2 separate regions of the Homo sapiens genome follow, and region 1 is linked to region 2. A link is a loop called in an ENCODE intact Hi-C map of the cell type or tissue named here. Cell type or tissue: HepG2. All regions are shown on one strand. Links, peaks and the distances in the headings refer to the core of each region. The heading gives the core; the rest is flanking DNA.

Evidence for each region. A loop is a pair of places that touch in the nucleus more often than their neighbours do. Peaks named below come from ENCODE experiments on the same cell type or tissue, not always from the same donor. Only the 100,000 strongest peaks of a DNase experiment are listed, where the experiment ranks them.
Region 1: a loop joins it to region 2, with 1.9 times the contacts of the local background. A loop is called at or near these places in 2 of 110 quality-filtered maps.

What each region holds. Positions count from the first base shown.
Region 1 is chr12:12,090,126-12,099,009 of GRCh38, reverse strand. BCL2L14 (BCL2 like 14) reads right to left here. Exons shown (of 6, transcript NM_138723.2): 4 at 8,161-8,231; 5 at 4,080-4,346; 6 at 1-60. The coding sequence ends at 22. Among named protein-coding and RNA genes, the nearest start is that of MIR1244-4, 17 kb to the left of the region's middle. In HepG2, for the core only: no CTCF peak of the experiment used is centred there; DNase peaks (open chromatin) are centred at 3,839 and 6,189; H3K27me3 peaks cover 251 bases.
Region 2 is chr12:12,161,851-12,170,653 of GRCh38, reverse strand. It overlaps LRP6 (LDL receptor related protein 6), which reads left to right. Exons shown (of 23, transcript NM_002336.3): 8 at 5,359-5,575; 9 at 6,092-6,381; 10 at 8,235-8,461. Among named protein-coding and RNA genes, the nearest start is that of MIR1244-4, 54 kb to the right of the region's middle. In HepG2, for the core only: no CTCF peak of the experiment used is centred there; DNase peaks (open chromatin) are centred at 2,573 and 5,493.

The DNA of each region.
Region 1 (8,884 bases), core at 379-8,378, 71 kb after region 2:
CCTGATGACAAATCTGATATTTCAGTCTACTTCTTCATGTGATATCCCAAGTATTTTTTCCTAGAGGGGAAAAATAGGTTCTTAAAATTCCAAGTTAGATTTACTGTTGAAGTGAAAACATATGGCTGCTAACTCTGCTCTATCCCAGGCGTGACCCGAGGCTCAGGAGACCATGTTAGTTTGGGGGAGGGTTTGGAGAGGTGACTGGCATTCTTGGTATGCCTGCAAGGAAGACATCAGCTAAGGTCTTACGTTACACACCCAGAGCTAACAGGCTGGATCTTTCCTTGAAGATGGGAGGGCTTCAAGGGTGTATTTAAAATGTAATAAAAGTGGGTACTGAAAGGTCAATGACTATGAAGGTTACAACTCTCTCCTTTCAAAGTGCTACAGAATGGGTGAGGTTGCAGGACTGCAGGGTAACTATGTGAATGGTGCTCCACAGAGAGCACAAAGAGCCAAGGAGTAAATCAGAATCTCGTGGTAGCTTGTTTGGCATGCCTTGTAGATAGAGTTGCTATTCATTCATTTGATCGATTCATTCACCGTTCTACAAGTACTGGCTGAACATCTATGGTGTTATGTAGAGGAATGGGAGCTATGGGAGATTAAAGGAGCCATCATAAAAACATGATCTCACCCTTACAGATTTGCAGTTTAGTTGGGAAGATGAGATGTACTCATATGAAATGTGGAATACTGAGATAGGAACCCTGAGCTTCTGGAAAGCTTGTGCATGGGACTAGATTTCTCTCCTCCCACACTACTACAAGGACAGCAGAGAGAGCCATCGAGACACTTGGTGCCAATGGAAGTCCCAGGAGGCTTACTTCCCATTGTCTTCTTTTTTTCCCGTTAAGGGACTCTGAGCACACGCCCCAATCCACATGTCCTTCACACTTCCATAGCTCATATCAGCTCATAAATATTCTTTATCATCCTCCTTTATTTTTTTCTACCCTTTGGAAAAATTAGTCATCCCTCTCACATTCTTTGTCTCCCCTCTCCTAATTTCCACTGACATGCTCCAAATTAAACTTAACTGTGGCCAAGAGTTAAGATTAAGGTTTATGATAACTTGGATAAGAAATACATTTTGAATTGAAACTACAGATGTTAAAGAACTAGTGCCATCAATTTCTAAAGCCTTTGGAAATCCACTTTAGTATTCCTACTGAATAATTCATCTTTTTTTTTTTCTAATTGGAACTGTTTTTTTTCTCCAGTACCAGCAGCCAAATTAAAAAAATAATTGCATTCATTTCTCTTTCCTCTTTTTGATTACTAGAATTAGAACTGCTAGTTTTATAAAGATTGATTGAAATATAATTATGCTATAAAATTCACTAATTCAGTGAATTCGTATATTCACTTTTAGTATATTCACAGAGTTATGCAAACATCGCCTCTGATTTTAGGACATTATCATCACTCCAAAAATAAACTTCACATCCCTTAGCAATTATTCCCATTCTCTCACCCTCAGCTCCTAGCAACGAGTCTACTTTCTGTATCTATACATTTGCCTATTCTGGACACTTCATATACATGGAATCATACAGTATATGGCCTTTTTGCCTGACTTTCTCTCACTTAGCATAATGTTTTTAAGGTTCATCCATGTATCAATACTTGCTTTATTTTTATAGTGGAATAACATTCCATTGTGTGGCTATACTACATTTTCCTTATCCATTCATCATTCATCAGTTGATGGACATTTGGGTTGCTTCCACTTTTTGGCTAATGGAAGCTATGAACATTCATGTACAAATTTTTGTATGAAAATATGTCTTCAACTTTCTTGGGTATATATCCAGGAGTGGAACTGGTAACTTTATTTTTTTTAATTTTTTTTATTTTTTGAGACAGAGTCTCGCTCTCTCTCCCAGGCTGGAGTGCAGTGGCGCGATCTTGGCTCACTGCAAGCTCCGCCTCCCAGGTTTACACCATTCTCCTACCTCAGCCCCCCTGAGTAGCTGGGACTACAGGCACCTGCCACCATGCCCGGCTAATTTTTTTGTATTTTTAGTAGAGACGGGGTTTCACCGTGTTAGCCAGGATGGTCTCGATCTCCTGACCTCGTGATCCACCCGCCTCGGCCTCCCAAAGTGCTGGGATTACAGGCGTGAGCCACTGCGCCCGGCCCCTGGAATTGGTAACTTCATAGTTAACATTTTTGGGAACTCCCAAGTGGTTTTCCAAAGGGACTGCACCATTTTACAATCCAACCAGCAACATAAAAGGTTCCAATTTCTCCACATCCTCACCGACGTCAATGCTTTTCTTTTTCATTTTAGCCACTGTAGTGGATAGAGCTCAATGTTGCTTTGATTTGCATTTTCCTACTGTTGAAATGAAGATGTCAAACAAGCGTCTTTTCATGTGCTTTTAGCCATTTATATATATTCTTTGGAGAAATGTCTATTCAAATCCATTGCTCATTTGAAAATTGGGTTATTTGACATTTTATTGTTCAATTATAATAGTTCATTATGTATTTAGATATGTCTTTTATTAGAGATTTTATTTGCAAGTATTTTTCCCCATTCTGTGGGTTGTTTTTTTTTTTTTTTCACATTCTTGGTGGTGGTGTTCTTGGAAGCACAAAACAAAATCCAATGTATCTATTCTTTCTTTTGTTGCTTGTGCTTTTGGTGTAGAACCACTGCTTTTTAATAGCATATTTATGGTATTTTAGCTACATTAGTGGGTTAAACAGATTTTTGAGAGCTAGCCTGTGAACCCAATTGATAATTATAATTTCTCTGAGAAAATATATTAAGAGGACTAACAATGATTTTTAAAATGAATGCTTGAAACATAGTCAATTGGGAATTTGATCATCTTTTGTATATTATTATGGTGCAAACATGAAGTGCTGGAGATTAGAGACTGTGCAGCCTTTGAGCTGGAAGGGTCAGGAGAGGCTTTGGGGCAGATGAGGGCTCAAGGGGGTTGTTGGGGTGAAGGAATCCTGGAAAGAAGAATAGGTAGAACTAAAATAATGTTGAGGAACCTGTCCTCCTTTTAGAATAAGCTAAGGCAGCTTAAGTTTAGAATACTTAAGAATGGCCTTGGTTGTTCAGATCAGCCACTTAGGGTTATCAAACTTGGTGCAAAAGTGGAAAATAGAAAGGAACTCAATGTACAGAAACTGAAGACCGTGGCAGCCACTGAAGACCATGGCGGGCACTTCAGACCCTTGGGCAAGATCAGCTGCACTTTCCTTCCATCAGCAAAGAGACCAAGGCTGTGTGGAGGTCCCAGGGTCACTCCAGCCATGCCTAGAGCCGACTCAATCCTCCTGCTGGCCCCTGGACCATTCTAGTGGAAAGAGAACTAAGGATAATGTGGGATGAAGGTCTGTCCGCCTAGGAATGCCTAGGCCTGTTGAGAGTTAAAGTTGTGGGGTAGTACATTTTGACACGGTGGACCTTATGTAGCTGTTTGAACATGGCAGTCTTAAGGAGACCTGAGGAACTGGGGATGAGGGATGGGAGAGGGTTTGAGGCAAAAGGGAAAGAGGTCTGTTTTGACTGATACCAGGTAATTGAAAATAGATGAAAGTTTAACTGTTGGCTTTTTATTTGGTATCAAAATGTCACCCTCAAAATGGCTGGGTCAAAGCAGCAATGACAAAATGCCATGAACCCTGAGTCTCTGCATGAGGCTTAGTCTCCGTGACCTCTAAGTATCTGCAAGTGTGAGGAACTGTCTGCCTGCCCTTGTCTCCCTGCCAGACTTCCGTTGCCTGCAAAATTTGTGAAAACAGAAATTACGTCTATCTAAACATTTCTTATCTCAGCATCTCCTCATTTCCTGTTCCATCTGACCAGTCCCTTTCCATCCACACATACCCTGCATACCCTTGGAGAGCTCAGTAAATATTTATTGATGATGAAGATAATCACTAAAAATATGTTCCCATCAATGGGATCTATCTCTGGCCACTCAAGTGTCCTAAACTCATGAGAACTGCTTCATAGATGTGTTCCCTTCATTTAAAAAAAAAAAAAAAATCCATCCCATCTCTTCTGAGTTCTGAGAAAATTTGTTTTTAAATAGGATACGCTTACCCATCCACCGTGCTGCTGGATCCATGGCGAGAAGTTCTCTTTCAGGTACTTGGTGCCAAAGCCCAGGACCCTGTTCATCGGGTGGTTGTCAATAGCTGTGAGCTTGGCCGTGACGTCTATTACAAGGGCAGCCTTAAAGCCCTGAGCTTTGACCTCTGATTCTCCCCTGGGGTCCACACCCATTAGGACCTGGTCTGTGATGGTCTTGAAAACAGAGTAGGACAGCCCATCCTGGAAGTGGCCCATCAAAGCCTTATCTTTCTTCAGCTGTGTACAAAAGAATAAGCACTCAGTACAGTAGCTTGGCTCCACGAGGCAGACAGAAGTTCATTCTTTAGCTCAAATGCAGGCCATCAAACCATCCTGTGGAAAACCCTGGATGCTGGTGTCAACCAAGGGAATGGGGATGAAGGCAGTGTCCTGCAGAACCAGAATGGGCATGTACTGCTCGGTGAATTCATTTCATCAGCACAAATACATGTATAAAATGGAACAGTCAGTTCATTTGACATTTAACAAATATTTCCTGAGCACTTATAATGGGCAGGTAGTATGGATGACTGAGATGCGGGTCCTCACTCAAAGGGCTCACAGTCTAGTGGGAATTGCAGAAAAATGTGATGTCCTTTGCTAGAAGTAGTGTAAGGGACAGGATCTGAAGCTTAGGAATCACTGTCTTGGCTCAAACCCCTGGGTCCACCTCTTACTTAGCTATGCAATCTTGGGGAAATTAACCTCTCAGATTCAGTTTGTCATCTCTAAACTAGGATGGTGATAGTATTGATACTATAGGGTAATTGTTTTCTTTCTTTTTTTTTTTTTTAAGACAGGGTTTCACTCCCATTGCCCAGGCTGGAGTGCAGTGGTGTGGTCTCAGCTCACTGCAACCTCTGCCTCCTGGGCTCAAGTGATTCTCTTGCCTCAGCCTCCCAAGTAGATGGGACTACAGGTGCATGCCACCACACCTGGCTAATTTTTTTCTATTTTTTTGTAGAGATAGAGTTTCGCCATGTTGCCCACTCCTGGGCTTAAGCGATCCACCCACCTCAGCCTCCCCAAAGTGTTGGGATTACAGGCATGAGTCCCTGCACCCAGTCTTCATTTTCTTTTCTTTTCTTTCTTTCTTTTTTTTTTTTCTGAGATGGAGTCTCACTCTCTTGCCCAGACTGGAGTGCAGAGGCGCGATCTCAGCTCACTGCAACCTCCGCCTCCCAGGTTCAAGCAACTCTCCTGTCTCAGCCTCCCAAGTAGCTGGGATTACTGGCACACACCACCACACCCGGCTAATTTTTGTATTTTTAGTAGAGACAGGGTTTCATCATGTTGGTAAGGCTGGTCTTGAACTCCTAACCTTAGGTGATCCACCTGCCTCGGCCTCCCAAAGTGCTGGGATTACAGGTGTGGGCCACTGTGCCCGTACCCAGCCTTCATTTTCTTAAGAAACTTTTATTATTATTGTTTTTTAGGGACAAGGCTTACTATATTGCCCAGGCTGGTCTCAAACTCCTGGCCTCAAGCGATCCTCCCACCTCGGCCTCCCCAGGAGCTGGGATTACAAGTGTGAGCCACTGTGCTTGGCCCTATACTATAGGGTAGTTGAACACTTTATAGTGCTGGACATAGAAGAGGTGCTTTGGAAATGCGAGTCATTTTTCAGGATGCTACGGGAGCATGGAGGTCAGGGAAGACTCCCTTGCATGCAATGTTCACTTAAAAAAACTCCAATTCATTGATTTCTTTCCCATTATTCTACCCTATTGATTTTACCTCCCGGCCTTCCCTTGAACCTGGTATCTCTCTGCTTTACCTCCTTTGAACTACCACGCCTTTAAAACAAAATCAATGCTGCCTCTTCTGCTTTTGAAAAATCAGGGCTCATATCAAAAAGCTATATATCATCTTCATTTAAAGCATTCTTGCAATGTCTGTTAATATGCTGGTTGTCATGTGAAAACGGAAATTTCTGAGTGAGCAGGGACAAAATATTTATTTGAAAATCCTCTAGTTCTGTCCTAGAGGAATGATAAGCCAAGCGGGTTTTCAACAAATATTGTTTCTAAAAGGGATATCTGGGGGATGAGTCAGATGCGATTGGGAGATTTTGGCAGACCTGTCTTTTCCCTGAACCACGCCCACCCCCACCGTCCAGGCCCCGTCTGGGTTGTGACTCTGCAGGAGGCATGGCCAGCCTCCTCCATAACAGGGAACAGACTCCTCTTCATCAGTTTCCCAATGGAGGAGGCCAGGCTCAAAACCCTAGCAGGCAGCCAAGTGGGGACTGTGCCAGAACAGTAAAAGAATCAAACGCCACAAAGACAGGGCTTCCACTGGCACCTCCTCACCCCTCCCCTGCCTGTCCCTCTCGGGTGCACCTGGCTCTTTGGCCTCTCCTGGAGGTGTAGGATGGGCCTTCGGGCTGTGTGTGCTCTTGGGACCAGCGGCTCTGCAGATCCCCTGCAGCCACACACACGGCACTCTGCAGTGGGAGCTTGGCACCCGCCCAGCACAAGGTCACACCTACCATGTGTCTCTAGCAGAGCTCCCTACTGGGGAAGCATGTAAAGGAAATAACAACCAAGGCTTTGCCATAAGCAATGTAAAATGTCCAAACTCCTTAAGAGAGAGCACCAGGCAAAGTGAGGTTTTTGAAAGTGGTAATTTGTGGGGGTGAAAATGAAACCATCGCTCTTCATAACCTGAGATCGGTGGCCTTCGTCCCACCTCCAGCACCCCCACTCCGCCTTTCCCACCTCCCTGACCAATGACCACAAGTCCCTGCTTAGGGAAGCTGGGAAGGAGGTTGCCGTGAGAGCCACAGAAACTCTGAGTTGTAAAGAGCCCTTGAGGTTGTCTAAAGGACCCCTCGGAGTTCTGTGCTGAAATGCTAACTGGTATTGGCACCTACTTGCAATTCTTCCCGTGACAGGAAGATCATTCTCTCACAAGGCACCCGTTGACTCTCATGGGCAGCCTGGAATGCCTATTCTCCAGGAATGGAGGTTCATTCTTACCATAAGGAGAAATCAATCACCCCATACTAGGCATAATTTGTGTATCCATGACACTAGCTCTGGAGAAATGCAGGGGTGCCCTTAAATCATGATCCTGTTCCATCTCTTGCTTCCTCTGCACCCCTCTCCACCCTCTACTTGTGGTCCCAAAGCTCACACACCCCGTTCTCTTTTCTTTAACCTAATATCCCTGGTTTTCTCGCTGTTTCTCATTCTGTCCCATCTCCCAGGTGCTTCGCCCTCTGGGTCACCAGCCTCTGGGCACACTTTTGACAAAGCTATAGACAGGAGCTGTTTGTCTTCCTGCAGAACCTCCCATCCCCACCCCCAGGGTCTGACTCCCTCCCCACAGATTCTGGAAAAACAAGGGTCTATGTCTGCAAGCCAGCCCCTGATTGACAGATTCTAGAGACTACTCAGTCGTCTGTGGGTTATGGACCCAGGAGGCATAGAGAAGCCCTTTTGACTCTGTTGAAGGTTTGCTCACCAACTGTTTACCTGAAGGCAACTCTCACCCGTTCCTGATTGGAAAGATGGGTCTCAACTTCCAAATGGCAGGAAATCCATACATTCTCCCAGTAACACTAGCGCACCTCCCTGGCTGAACTGCTAAGAGAGCCCTTAAACAGGCAACAGTCCAGCAACTACAGGGGAAAAAGATTCCAGAAAGTATTCCAGCTTTGGAGCAACTGTGGGACACAGATATCCAGGCTGCAAAGCAAATGCGAGTCTAAACTTCAATGAGGATCAGTTACATGGGGAATGAGATTAATAATTCCATCCAGCAAATTTTAATTTACTGGTGTCTTTTCTTGCAATAACAAGTTTCTTTTTTAGTTTCCAAAAATTCCAAGGAGGCTCCAGAAGGTTTACTTATGTTTTCCAAAGTGACTCATTTTTGAGATTCTACCAGCATGAAGAATTTTGACTCCAAGGGAAATAAAATTTAGGACTAAGTAGAAACCAGGACTTAGAAAGGGAATAAGGTTGCAACCTGGAATACAATTCCATTCTCGTGTACTAGTGCATGGGCACAGAAATCAATCGCATCAGTTCAAGGTGTTCCATACCTTTCTTTCCAACTGATCTCCTGAATATTTCAGCAGCTCAACAATTTTGGCTAGTATTTGTTCTTCTTCATCTGTCGGGGAAAATTCCAGTTATTTCTTTTAAGAGAAGCAAAAAATAATCTTACATTTTTCCAGGGACAATGAATGCTTGTGGCTTGGTAAGGGCTGGAGGAAGAGGCATGCTAATTCTTTTTTTTTTTTTTATTTTTTATTTTTTAGACAGAGTTTTGCTCTTGTTGCCCAAGCTGTAGTGCAATGGTGCGATCTTGCCTCACTGCAACCTCTGCCTCCCAGGTTCAAGAGATTCTCATGCCTCAGTCTCCCAAGTAGCTGGGATTACAGGCGTGTGCCACCACGCCTGGCTAATTTTTTTGTATTTTTACTAGAAACCCAGGTTTCACCATGTTAGCCAGGCTGGTCTCAAACTCCTGACCTCAGGTGGTCCACCCACTTCGGCCTCCCAAAGTGCTGGAATTACAGGCATGAGCCACTGTGCCTGGCAAGAAGCATGTTCATTCTTATCAAGTAAATCTTACCTCGCCTCTTCTGCCCAGACACAAACCATACTAGGGATTTCTCCTACAGCCCCTTCCTTTCCTTCTTTCCCCTTCTTCCTTTGCTCAGTCCCCCAGCTCTCACTGTGAAATTCATCGCTGTAGTTACCTTAAGCTTGTTGTTGAAGACATCGGTTTCACAGCACAGGATTCTGTCTATGAAGATATTT
Region 2 (8,803 bases), core at 804-8,803:
CAGTGATGTAAACTAAAAAAGGAACCAATTAATTTTATTATAGGCTGTATGTAGTCACCACTCTGAAGACTCTAATCCAGCACAGTGCAATATGTAGCCACTAATTACATGTGGCTCTGCAGAACTTAAAATGTGCCTAGGTTGAATTAGGATGTACTTTAATTGTAAAACACATTCTAAGAGACCTAGTATTAAAAAAAAAACCATAAATGTCATTAATAAAATTTTAATATTGATTACAGGTTGAGAGAAAAGAATTTTGGATGTGTTAGATTAAATAAAGTATACTATTAAAATTCTGTCTACTGTTTTATACTGTTTTTGAGATGAGTCTCATTCTTTCACCCAGACTGAAGTGCAGTGGTGCGGTGTCAGCTCACTGCAACCTCTGCCTCTCAGGTTCAAGCAATTCTGCCTCAGCCTACCGACTAGCTGGGATTACAGGTGTGCATCTCCACACCTGGCTCATTTTTGTATTTTCAGTAGAGAGGGGGCTTCACCATGTTGGCCAGGCTGGTCTTGAACTCCTGGCCTCAAGTGATCCACCCGCCTTGGACTCCCAAAGTGCTAGGATTACAGGTGTGAGCGAAAACATTCTCCTGGCATGTTTTGTACTTTTTAATATGACTACTAGAAAATTTTAAATGGACACATACGGCCTACATTGGTGGCTTGTGTTATATTTCTCCTGGACAGTGCTGTTTTAGATCCAAACCTATTGTAAAAACTACACCAGATGAGAACAAGGAGATCAGGAATTAAAGGAAACAGTGTGCTTACAAAACGTGGTTTTAAAAAAATCTTTAATAAATCTTAATTACATTGCTTAACTTGAAATAGACATGAATTGATAGATCTTGCTTTTGTATTTACGTCATTACCAAAAAAAGACCTTTTAGTTTTTGCTTTTCGAGTGAGAGAACAAGGAATGGTTGGAAGGGACTAGTGCTCAAGTGAGTAAAGCAACCAAATCATTAGTTGTGCCTTCTCAGGAACTATTTTGAGTTCTTCGCCACTGTGCCATTCTTAATACCTTCATTGTTAATACCTTTGTTGAGCTTGTTAATACTTTGATCGTGGTCTTCATTTGTTGTCCTTTCAGCAAATGTTGCTGAAGACCTTTTTCTTTTCATTGTTTGCTTTGCTCTCTTCTTCCTGAGACCCTTGCTTGTATCTAGAGCAGTATTAACACTGATCCAAACCCCAGTTTTCTCAAGGGACTGAAGTGAAGATGAGCAAAGTATTTCTGATCTATAATCCTTTATCTGCAATTCTGAAATCCAAAGGGCTCTGAAAACCAAATGCTGCTTTTGTTAATTGATTTGGTGGAAAACTTGATCTGAACCAGTGTGAGACTATTTGTAGTCTGTCCCACACTGCGGGCATACTTTTATTTATTATTATTATTATTATTATTATCATTTTGAGGCAGAGTTTGCTCTTGTTGCCCAGGCTGGAGTGCAATGGTGCGATCTTGGCTCACTGCAACCTCTGCCTCCCGGGTTTAAGCAACTTTCCTGCCTCACCCTCCCAAGTAGCTGGGATTACAGGCGTTAGCCACCACTCCCGGCTAATTTTTCTATTTTTAGTAGAGACAGGGTTTCACCATGTTTGTCAGGCTAGTCTCGAACTCCTGACCTCAAATGGTCCTCCTGCCTTGGCCTCCCAAAGTGCTGGGATTACAGGTGTGAACCACTGCGCCTGGCCGTGTTTTATTGCAGAAATATTAACATGTTTGGCTATAAATAGTGCTGCCCTGAACCCAAGTAGAGGTGATATGCTATGTGCATTGTGTTAACCTTTCTTTAAAAAAAAACAAAAAGACAAAAACAGTCTGAATTCAGGAATACAACTGACCCTGACTTTAGATAAGGGATTTTGGACCTCTCTTGCCATCTCACAGAAATTGAAAATATTTTGCTAACCATAATTCTATATTGGTTTATTTATTTTTTTCATAATTCTACATTTAAAATAAGATATTTATCTTTAACACAAGCTGAACAGGGTGACAGAGATAAATGAAGTGTTTCTGAAACATGGGTTTATTGTGTCACCCTGCTTAAAGTGCTTTCAGAACCTTCTTGCTTTCTGTAATTCTCCTTATCCTGGAATTTAATACCTGCCATAGGGTGGTATCTGCTTGATGCTGTATCCTTTGAGTCCCCCATGTGTTCGTTCTATCTCAGTCAAGGCATTTCTTTCAAAGTCAAACATGTCGTGTGCATCCTTGGCTTTGCTGTGTCTTAACTCATTTCTTTTTTTCTAGAAAATCTGTTTCTCTTTTTCTTTGTCAAAATTCTAATTCTTCAAGATGAATTTCAACTGCTATTATTTCCTGAAGTTTTTCCTGATTACTTACAGAGAGGGGATATGTGTGTAATTTTAATGTAAATATCGTTTACCTCCCCAATTAGATTGTAATACATTAGCTGGAAGAGGCCCTGTTCTAAACTTCTCAGCATTCATCAGGTCTATCATGGTGGTTTGCATTTACTAGATGTCTTTACTAATGTTGTTTGATTTGCGGGGAGGTGAGTTAGGGGTCTGGCAGAGCAGCAAAAGTGTACTCATATGAAATTGTCAAATATTTGTTCTTTTTTGTTTACTGTTTTAGTTACTTTATATCTAACTAGCAAAAGTAAACAATAAAAATGGGAGTAGGAAATGGGAGGCTGTAGCTGTGTAGTTTCCCACTGGTTTCAGGATACATAAAGGTCTCTTGGTTTTTGTCTTCAGTTTAACAGTGAGTGGTTGTTTTGGTCTTTTATTTTCATATATTCTTTTATATTTATGTATTTTTATTTTGAAGCACTACATTAAATAATTAAATACAATCATTTAGCTGTTTACATTTAGGAACTAAAGCATTTTAATAAAATGATTTTTAAAGGACAGGAACCAGTGTTTACCAGATAGTGCACCTAATACTGTGCTATATATTTAGCATTATTTTATTTGATCCTTAACTAATTCAGTGATGGCAGTGGCGCTGTCCCTTTTTTTTTTTTTGAGACAGAGTCTCACTTTGTTGCCAGGTTGGAGTGCAGTGGCGCGATCTCGGCACACTGCAACCTCTGCCTCCTGGGTTCAAGCGATTCTCCTGCCTCAGCCTCCCGAGTAGCTGGGACTACAGGTGTGCGCCACCACGCCCAGCAAATTTTTTGTATTTTTAGTAGAGACGGGGTTTCACCATGTTGGCCAGGATTGTCTCCATCTCTTGACCTCGTGACCCACCCGTCTCGGCCTCCCAAAATGCTGGGATTACAGGCGTGAGCCACCGCGCCTGGACTGCTGTCCCTATTTTATTTGTGAGACTTGCTTAAAGGTACCCACTGAGTGATAAAGCTTATATTTGAAATACAAATCTCTTTCTGCCACAATACTGTTTGCTGATCATGAGAAATTTTTTAGAGAACAGAAGAATGAAGGGAAACTGGTAAATAGAAGATGCAGAATTATGTTTACTAAAAAGGTCTTAGAATTGTGGCATTTATTATTTTTCTCACAATGATTTTTAATTTCATTCTTACCTATTTTCTGTCTTTTTAAAGATTTTTTTCCTAGGCTGGAGTTACTTAGGCTGGAGTACAGTGGCTTGATTATAGCTCACTGCAGCCTCAAACTCCTGGGCTCAAGCAATCTGCCTGCTTTAGCCTCCCTAGTAGCTAGGACTACAGGCTTACCACACCATGCTTGACTAATTTTTTGGTATTTTTGTAGAGACAGGGCCTTGCCATTTTGTCCAGGCTGGTCTTGAAACCCAAGGCTTAAGTGCTCCTCCTGCCTTGGCCTTCCAAAGTGCTGGGATTATAGGCATGAGCCACCATACCCAGCCTCATTTTCCTAATTCATACTTAATCATCCATCTTTTGTTTAAGCTATTTATTTATCAAAATAAACAAAAATGTTGGAAAGTGATATAGCTGAAAGAGAAAAGATTTTGTTGATCTCATAATAGAAGTAGAAATATAAGTGTTATTCTTTAAAAGTTTAATATTGGGCATCTAGTTTATGCTTTTACACCAGCAAATTTTAATAGGAAAGCCAACATTTGAATGTAAAGATCAGCAAAATTAGCGTAATTTATTAAATGTAAGATAATGCAAAATAAGATAGAATTAAATCTAAGAATAAAACCGAATCAGGCATATTTTAACATACCACAAACTTATAAGAAAGTAATATTTTTGTATTGTATAATACAGAATATTTATCACTCTGTGTTGGGTGCTCCCTAATAGAATGATTGAACTCTCCCTAATGCAGGACATAGGTTCACTGTTAAGTATATGACCTTTTAGATGAGGTAGCAGTACATGTTCCTGGAAATGCAATTGGAAATGCTGCAGTAGAAACTGAGAAGACCTTGTTCTGTTCTGAAAGATGCAGCAAGCCTTCCAGAGTCCCAGTGTTCAAGTCCCTACCTGAGACCATTTCTGTCACTTAAAGGGGCCTGCGTGCTGGGCAAATTAGCCTTTAGAAATGTTATTTCATACTAAAAACATGTACATGTGAACAATATCTGCTCCTACCCCCCCAAAAAAGGTATCAGATATAATCTTATATGTAAATATCAAATATTAGTTATATTATGTCAATAAAGGTATCCCAAGTAAGTCAACACTGAATAGTGCATGGTGAATGCACTGTGAATACAGTATGAATGCCAGAGTGAATTTAATAATGTTACTATTAGGTAGTTGGAAAGAGAAGGTACATCCTAGTTTCTTGAAACTTAGATGCAGAGAGGGTGTCATATAATCCCGATACTTTTGTGATTATAATCTCAGAGGAATGAGAGATTTATTGAGATCCCTTTTATCTGTTTTTTGTTGTTACTGACAACAACAACAAAATAAAAAGCATGCTAAGTGGAAAAAGTCCTGAAAAAGACATCAACTGTGTTTACAAGCTCTGTGACCTTACATGAATCTCAGTTTCCATAGGCAAAGCTCTCAAGATAAAATAAAAGATGTTATAAAACAAAATATATGATAAAATAATGTATATGAAGGTACATTATAATTTGAAAACAAATGTGCAAACTTAAGGTGATGATACTGTATTTTTAATTTTGCCACAATTGTTTAATAGAAGAGTTGCATAATCTAAAGTTGCCAGAATTTTTAGAAGGAAGAGTAATATGAGATTGGGGGGAAAAGTGGTCAAATAGAGGCTTATATGGAAAATTTGAAATCATTTTTATAAAATCATCATGTAATTTTGAGAAAGCATTGTAATAGGAATACCAAGATGACTCTTGGATTTTTATACAACAGGCAGTTGGATTTGTTATTTTTAGCTGAAGAATAAATGCATAATTCATCCCCTTCTCTTTTGAATTTAAACCTGAAGGTTATGAATACTGATGGCACTGGGAGACGAGTACTAGTGGAAGACAAAATTCCTCACATATTTGGATTTACTTTGTTGGGTGACTATGTTTACTGGACTGACTGGCAGAGGCGTAGCATTGAAAGAGTTCATAAACGAAGTGCAGAGAGGGAAGTGATCATAGATCAGCTGCCTGACCTCATGGGCCTAAAGGCTACAAATGTTCATCGAGTGATTGGTGAGTAACTCCAAAGCTTTCTTAGAAATGGGAACCAGGAATGAAAAAAGATGGAGATAGTCAGCAGTGTAAATTATTGATGTTTTGAGGCAATTTTGAAACCTTCTTTACTGCCCCCCCGCCTTTTTTTTTTTTTTTTTTTTTTTTTTTTTTTTTTTTACTGAGAAGGGACCTTTTAAACGTTGACTTACTACTCTAGCTACCCAGTTTGAATTGAAGGGCTGAATACACATGCACAGGCACACCTTCATCAAAAGAATTCAGTCTGATAGTATGAATAATATACCTTACTTTAAAGCTTACTGTGGTATTAAAGGAAAATACTTCACCATGCTTTTACTCCCTATTAATCTGCATATTACTTGTTTGTGATATTAGAATTGAAACTTGAGATTGGGAGCAAGACATAATCATAGGCATTTGTGAACCAAACGCTTAAGTAATTTAAAAGTGAAAATATGTTGAATGTATCAATGTGTGTGTCCTTCTGTGCCCCTTTTATAATTAATCTTTTAGGTTCCAACCCCTGTGCTGAGGAAAACGGGGGATGTAGCCATCTCTGCCTCTATAGACCTCAGGGCCTTCGCTGTGCTTGCCCTATTGGCTTTGAACTCATCAGTGACATGAAGACCTGCATTGTCCCAGAGGCTTTCCTTTTGTTTTCACGGAGAGCAGATATCAGACGAATTTCTCTGGAAACAAACAATAATAATGTGGCTATTCCACTCACTGGTGTCAAAGAAGCTTCTGCTTTGGATTTTGATGTGACAGACAACCGAATTTATTGGACTGATATATCACTCAAGGTTAGCAAAAGAATTGGAATATTAAAGCTAGGGACTAAAAGGGAGAACTTCTAGAATTTCTGAATCTTCATGCTGTGACCCACCTCCCTCATTGTTTGACAGGCAGAGTTCAACAAAAACCCTCAAGTTTTTTTTTTTTTTTTTAAACGGTGTCTTGCTCTGTCACCCAGGCTGGAGTGCAGTGGTGCAGTCTCGGCTCACTGCAACCCCTGCCTCCCAGGTTCAAGCGATTCTCCTGCTTCAGCCTCCCGAGCAGCTAGGACTACAGGTGCGTGCCACGACGCCCAGCTAATTTTTGTATTTTTAGTAGTGACGGGGTTTCACCATGTTGGCCAGGCCGCTCGAACTCTTGACCTCGTGATCCGCCCGCTTCGTCCTCCCAAAGTGCTGGGATTACAGGCGTGAGCCACCGCGCCCAGCCAAAACCCTTAAGTTTTTAAGTGAAGGGAAAGGCCCATTCAGTATTTTATTAGATGCTTTTTAATACAGATACTTTGCCAGAGTGTTTTAAATCTGCAAGCCATAGTCTTCCTCTACTTTCTTCCATTTGAAAATGATGAATGACATTTTCTGCAATTAGCTGAGTAAGGAAATGTGTGCTTCACGTAAAATGGCTGTTGATTTACTTTAAAAAAAAATTCGTGATTTACTTTAAACAAAATTTTAGGGCCTGACTGAGGCGGAAAAGGCCAACAATGAGTTATTCTTTATTTTCTTCTTCCTAGAATAGTTACTGAAAAGAATACCAGGATAGCCAGAGAGGAAGCTCCCAACCTATAAATCTGAAGAATAATCTTTTCTTCTTCCAGATTGTTTTGGGCTTGTTTCAGATAACTCATGTAAACTTTTTTGTAATATGCGAAAACATGGGGTGTTGGAGTCAGAGTTGGATTCTAATGGTGTTCAGTTAAATTTATTAAGTGAATAAATGAAATAAATAAATTTTGGTTTGCATTGGGTGATGTTCTAAATTTCCTCATCTTGAAAATGGGGGGTGGCTGGGTGCGGTGACTCAGGCCTGTAAATCCCAGCACTTTGGGAGGCTGAGGCACATGGATCACCTGAGGTCACGAGTTTGAGAACAGCCTGGCCAACATGACAAAACCCCGTCTCTACTAAAAATACAAAAATTAGCTGGTCATGGTGGCGCATACCTGTAATCCCAGCTACTCGGGAAACTGAGGCACGAGAATCACTTGAACCTGGGAGGCAGAAGTTGCAGTGAGCCGAGATCATGCCACTGCACTCCAGCCTGGGTGACAGAGTGAGACTCTGTCTCAAAAACATAAAATAGGGGTGATGCCATACTTGCAGGACTGTTGTATTAAGTGACAAAATCTACGGACAAAACGTACTTAGGATAATACTTGATAAGATGTATCTATTATTAGTTTGAATTATGATTTTTAAAAGTGTTATGGGACTCAGTGCTATAATGGTAGTATAATGGTTACATTCATTTATATGGTAGGCATGATGACTTGCCATAATCTTAAGCACCTTTAGAAAATTGACCACTAATTAAGATCTGTAGCATTGTGGTCACAGCTTTTCCACTTGATTACTGATAAATTTTAAAAGTAAAGTCATTCTGCTGTTAGTAGAATAAATTTTTGGTGCATTAGAGTTTTAAAATTTCTCCCCTGAATTGGCAGTAAAACTTGAAGTTGCATTTATTAGAGATTGACATCAAATTTTTCTGTGCTTGCAAGTTATGTGAATTTTAATAGGAAATAGTATGCCTCTTGGCACTTCTGGATCCTCTTGCCCCTGACAAAAACCAAACCAAACCTTCTTTCTGGATAGGGTTTAGACTTATGCCATATGACTTAGTTGTTAATGTTCTTTTGCAGACCATCAGCAGAGCCTTTATGAATGGCAGTGCACTGGAACATGTGGTAGAATTCGGCTTAGATTATCCAGAAGGCATGGCAGTAGACTGGCTTGGGAAGAACTTGTACTGGGCAGACACAGGAACGAATCGAATTGAGGTGTCAAAGTTGGATGGGCAGCACCGACAAGTTTTGGTGTGGAAAGACCTAGATAGTCCCAGAGCTCTCGCGTTGGACCCTGCCGAAGGGTAAACAGCTTTACATGTGCATTCTTTGCAACTGCAGTGTACATTTCGGGGAACATGGCATAGTTACAGATGATATTCTTAATGTTTTAAATAATACGTATTAGGAATCTGAGAACTAAATGATAGATGAACTTTTAAAAACACTATTGATATTTTGCTGATTTGAATGAATAATTATTAGCTAATTTTACTCTTGTCGTAATTAACTTTAGGTGAAGAAAGAGGGGAATGGGTTAATAAATGTTACTGATGAGTATACTGATATGTTAAGTATATATACCAAGAGGTATTATCCATCTGTAGTTGCTTGCACTCCTTCCCAGTTATACTAGATTCCAAGCC